Linked DNA regions of Homo sapiens: region 2 is linked to region 1. The links are chromatin loops, found by intact Hi-C in ENCODE. Cell type or tissue: endothelial cell of umbilical vein. All regions are shown on one strand.

Evidence for each region. Hi-C counts contacts between places; a loop is a spot of excess contacts. Peaks named below come from ENCODE experiments on the same cell type or tissue, not always from the same donor. Only the 100,000 strongest peaks of a DNase experiment are listed, where the experiment ranks them.
Region 2: it touches region 1 in a loop (21-fold over the local background); 35 of 110 quality-filtered maps call a loop at or near these places.

Annotation. Positions count from the first base shown.
Region 1 is chr20:35,268,313-35,270,812 of GRCh38, forward strand. All of the region lies in intron 2 of MMP24-AS1-EDEM2 (MMP24-AS1-EDEM2 readthrough), which reads right to left. MMP24 (matrix metallopeptidase 24) reads left to right here. Exons shown (of 9, transcript NM_006690.4): 7 at 1,448-1,586. Among named protein-coding and RNA genes, the nearest start is that of MMP24-AS1-EDEM2, 8.6 kb to the right of the region's middle. In endothelial cell of umbilical vein, a CTCF peak has its summit at 1,157 (motif pointing left); a DNase peak (open chromatin) is centred at 1,139.
Region 2 is chr20:34,833,165-34,835,664 of GRCh38, forward strand. It overlaps the pseudogene HMGB3P1. Among named protein-coding and RNA genes, the nearest start is that of NCOA6, 8.8 kb to the left of the region's middle. In endothelial cell of umbilical vein, no CTCF peak of the experiment used is centred here; a DNase peak (open chromatin) is centred at 1,397; H3K27me3 peaks cover 720 bases.

The sequences.
Region 1 (2,500 bases):
ACTGGGGCAACAAGCCCTTCTCTGAAGGGGATCTGGGCAGGGTGGCTCCATCACACAGGATGGTGAAAGAGGCTGCCTCGCTCCCCTTGTGGAGTTCTCCCAGCACGCACTGAGCACTGCGCAGGAATCGGGCAGCGTGAGTCAGCCCCAGTCTGGCTTCTCACTGAGTGGCTCTAGGCAAGTCACCTGGCCTTTCTTAAGACTCCGTATATCTCAGATCAACTTAACAGAGACATGAAAGTCAAAATAAGGTCAAAAACCTGGATGTGAAAGTGCTTTGTAAAACACCTTTTAAAATACTAGCTTTTGTACCATCTTTTACAAATCATGCTTCTTCTTCTGCACTCATTCTACTTTGATCCAACTGAACCGTTCATAGGCAGGTCCGGGTTTTATCATCCCCATTTACACATAAGAAAACTGAGGCCTGGAGGCTGGGCGCAGTGGCTCACGCCTTGCAATCCCAACACTTTGGGAGGCCAAGGAGGGCGGATCATAAGGTCAGGAGATCAAGACCATCCTGGCTAACATGGTGAAACCCCATCTCTACTAAAAATATAAAAAATTAGCCGGGTGTGGTGGCGGGCGCCTGTAGTCCCAGCTACTCAGGAGGCTGAGGCAGGAGAATAGCATGAACCTGGGAGGCGGAGCTTGCAGTGAGCCGAGATTGCGCCACTGCACTCCAGCCTGGGTGACAGAGCGAGACTCCATCTAAAAAAAAAAAAAAAGAAAGAAAACTGAGGCCTGGAGGCTACAGGCCTTGCCTAGACTGCTTGTGTACCAGCCCAAGACTGAGGCACCAGTTACAAGAGGCGTTTTTACTGGACTCGGACTATTTAGCTGCCATTTACTCAACATGGACTGTGTGCCCCGTACTGGTCTGGGCATTTTGCCTAGAATCTCTCATCTGATTCTCCATTATTACCTGCACTTGCAGGTGAGGCCTAGGTCATGCAGCTATAAATGGAGGAATGTGAATTCATGCCCAGGTCTCGAGGGAATTCCCATGACTTGGCTTCCATGATCCTGGCCCTGCTGGATGGAGCCAGCCTCATGGAGGGCGCTCGGCCCAGGCTCAGTGACCACCCCAGCCTCCCACTGTCCCGAGGACCAGTCTGGCTGATGTCAGTGACGCTCCACTGCCCCCATGTGGCCACTCCAGGCCCCAACATCATCCTTTCCGGCTCCCTCACACCTCCTTTTCCACACCAGGCCTGTCTGCTGTTTGTCTCATTGTCCACCCAGCAGCAAGAGTCAGCAGGAGGCTGAATTGAAGACAGTTACAGGAGCATCCTGTCTTCCTCCCAGGGCTTTAAAAGTCAGAAGCAGCTAATGGACAGTCTCGGTGGAGGGCTGGGCTGTTGGGACCTAAGCCCCACAGCTGCAATCACTGGGTTCGGAGGCAGGGCCTGACACACCTCTCTCCCCCTCTCCCGCTTCCTCCCAGGATCGCTGGTTCTGGCGTCTGCGCAATAACCGAGTGCAGGAGGGCTACCCCATGCAGATCGAGCAGTTCTGGAAGGGCCTGCCTGCCCGCATCGACGCAGCCTATGAAAGGGCCGATGGGAGATTTGTCTTCTTCAAAGGTAATGTAGACTGTGCTGTGGGACAGTTCCCTGCCCAAGGTCTTGGGACCTCCTTTTTCCCATCTAAACTGGAAGAGGCGGGGTGGGAGGCAGATGTCCTCAGAGGGCCCCTCTAGTCTAACGGAGACACTGACCTCTGACAAATCAAGTCAGAAAGTGAGACTGAGAATCTGTATGTGCCGAGATTGGTGGGGTGACCAGCTTCGTCCACATGAAGTAGAGTGTGGGACAAGCAATTGAAGACCACCCAGTACCTCATGGGAGGCCATCGGGTCAGTTCTGTAAGAACCCAGAGGGAAGAGGTCACTCAAGCTGGGGAGGTCGGGGGAGGGTGTGGGAGGGAGCTAAGGTGCCCACCCTGTACCCAGCACTGTGCTAGGTTGTTTCATGACAGTTATCTTGACTCGGGCCAGACCTCAGATGGGTGAGATACAGATAGTGAGAAGCAAGGAAGGCATTCCAGAGGGACAACGGCTGAATAAAGGAGCAGGGCTGGGATGTGTACGGACGGCCACAGGGCTTAGAAGGCCCACCTGATGGCCACGGAGGCCCCGCCTTGGAAAGCTGTGAGAAATGGCCCAGAAAGGTCATTTGGAGGCAAATCCTGAAGAGCCCTGGCTGCCAGGCCAGAATGTGGTCTTGATCCATTAGGCCAAGGCTGGAAATTCATGGAATGTTTCCGAGCAGCAGAGAGCCAGAGGGCAGGAGGTGACAGACATGGCAGGGGCAGGGCAGCCATTTCTGAGGTGGTTCTGGAGCGCGCCACTCATGAGGCCCAAATGAGGGAGGAGCCGTGCAGCTGAAGGGCAGGGGACAGCTGCCAGGAGAGTCAGAGGGCCTCAGAAGTGGCTGAATACTCGGCCAGGCGCAGTGGCTCACGCCCGAAATCCCAGCACTTTGGGAGGCCAAGGCTG
Region 2 (2,500 bases), 440 kb before region 1:
AGGCTTCTGAAGAGGTGGTCAGGCTATTTCATAAAATGTTTTGAGCAAGAAAAACAGTCCTAAAACATCCAGGATTGTTCTAGATTTGGACTAGAGTGAAGAAAAAGCAAATCAATTGTTCTTTGATAATTTGATTTGTATTTATTGGACTTCTACTTTCATGTGTGTCCAAACAGGCTCAAGCTCTGCAGTGATAAGACTGACAGTGAATACTTCAATGATGTCTTTAAGAAAAACAATAATAAAACAGGGGAAAAAAGAAAGAACAAAACCATCTAGAAAGTGTCAACATTTTACTGTCTGCAGGGTTCGTCACAACAGTGCCAAATGACAAACTTACCACATTTAGTTGGATGAATTTTGCCCTGCAGAAGGATATCACCTTTTTTTTTTATAGGCAAACAGTTTATTTATTCATCCTCCTTCTCTTCCTCCCCATCTTCTTCATCTTCTTCTTCCATCTTTTCCCAGGCAACTTTAGCAGGACCTTTTGTGCCGTCCAACTTTCCTTTCGACTTATAGTCAGCAACATCCTTCTCATACTTCTTCAGCTTTGCCACCTTAGTGACATAAGGCTGCTTTTCACTGTCATTTAAGTTATTCCACATCTCACCCAGCTTTTTTGCCACGTCTCCAATAGAGATGCCAGGGTTTGTGGATTTGATCTTGGGGCAGAATTCTGAACAGAACAGGAAGAATCCAGACAGTGGCCTTTTGGGGGCATTAGGATCGTTCTTGCCTCCCTTAGCTGGTCCATAATCCTTCATTTCTCTATCACAGTGCACTTTATCCGCCTTTGCCATTTAATCGAATTTAGACTCTCTCTCTCTTTTTTTTTTTCTGAGATGGAGTTTTGCTCTTATTGCCCAGGCTGGAGTGCAGTGGCACGATCTCAGCTCACCGCAACCTCTGCCTCCTGGGTTCAAGCCATTCTCCTGCCTCAGCCTCCCCAGTAGCTGGGATTACAGGCGCCCACCAACACGCCCGGCTAGTTTTTTGTATTTTTAGTAGAGACGAGGTTTCACCATGTTGGCCAGGCTGGTCTCAAACTCCTTACCTCAGGTGATCCACCCAACTCACCCTCCCAAAGTGCTGAGATTACAGGCGTAAGCCGCCGTGCCCAGCCTAGACTTCTCTTTCCCAGACATTGTCTTCCACCTCTCAGAGCACTTTTTGGAAAATTCTGCAAAATTGACAGGGACCTCTGGATTTTTCTTATGCTCTTCTCTGCACGTCTGCACAAAGAAGGCAAAAGCAGACATCTTGCCCCTTAGTTTCCTGGGGTCACTTCTAGCCATCCTGACTGTATTGTTCACTAGTCTTGAAGGATATCACTTTTAAGTGGACACCATTCACATGACATTATAATTTGCAAATTTATTATGATAATTTACCAGTAGATGGCAGTAAAATGCCTTGTTATTTCAGAATCTGTTCGTTGTAACAATTTTCAGATATATGGAAATAAAATGCCTTGAGGAGGGGGTCACTTGTGCTTTGCATAAAGACATGCTATGGCGAGGCGCAGTGGCTCATGCCTGTAATCCCAGCACTTTCGGAGGTGGAGGTAGGTGGATTGTGTCAGCCCAGGAATTAGGGACCAGCCAGGGCAACATGGCAAAACCCCGTCTCTACAAAAAAATACAGAAATTAGCCAATCGTGGTGGTGCATCATGCCTGTAGTCCCAGCTCCATGGGAAGCTGAGATGGGAGGATCACTTGAGCCTGGGAAGCAGAGGTTGCAGTGAGCTGAGACTGCACCACTGCACTCCAGCCTGGATGACAGAGTGAGACTCTATCTCAAAAAAAAAAAAAAAAAAGCGGTGGTGGGGTGGGGGCTTACTATGGGCAAGCCATGGCTTGCTCTTCAGGAAAAAAATCATTGAAAAAATAGAAGAAATAGACTAATAATTACACAATTTTAAAAAGTGGAAGAATATCAAGTGACCATACATACACAAAAAGGTGGGGGTGGGGGAGAAAAAAAAAACTGTTTTCAAAAATATTCTGAAATTTTAAAGCTTTTTATTAGAGTATAATATAAAGACATAAAAGTACAGAAATCGTAAGTGTAAAGCCTGTTGAATTTCCACAAAGCCAACACACATGTCTAACAAACACCCAAATCAAGAAATAGAACATTCAGCCCCACAGAAGCCCCTTCCAGTCATTACCCACAGCCCCCAAGGTTAAACAGTATTTTAACTTCTAACTCCATAGATTAGTCTCACCAGGAGTTAAACTTACAGATTCATCTACATTGTTGCATGTAGTTGTAGCATGTTCATTTTCATTGCTGGGTAGCATTTCATTATTTATTTTTTATTTTTTTGAGACAGAGTCTTGCTCTGTCACCCAGGTTGGAGTGCAGTGGTGGGATCACAGGTCACTGCAGCCTTGACCTCCCAGGCTCAAGTAATCCTTCTGCCTCAGCCTCCCTAGTAGCTAGGACCACAGGTGCATGCCACTACACCATGCTAATTTTTGTATTTTTTGTAGA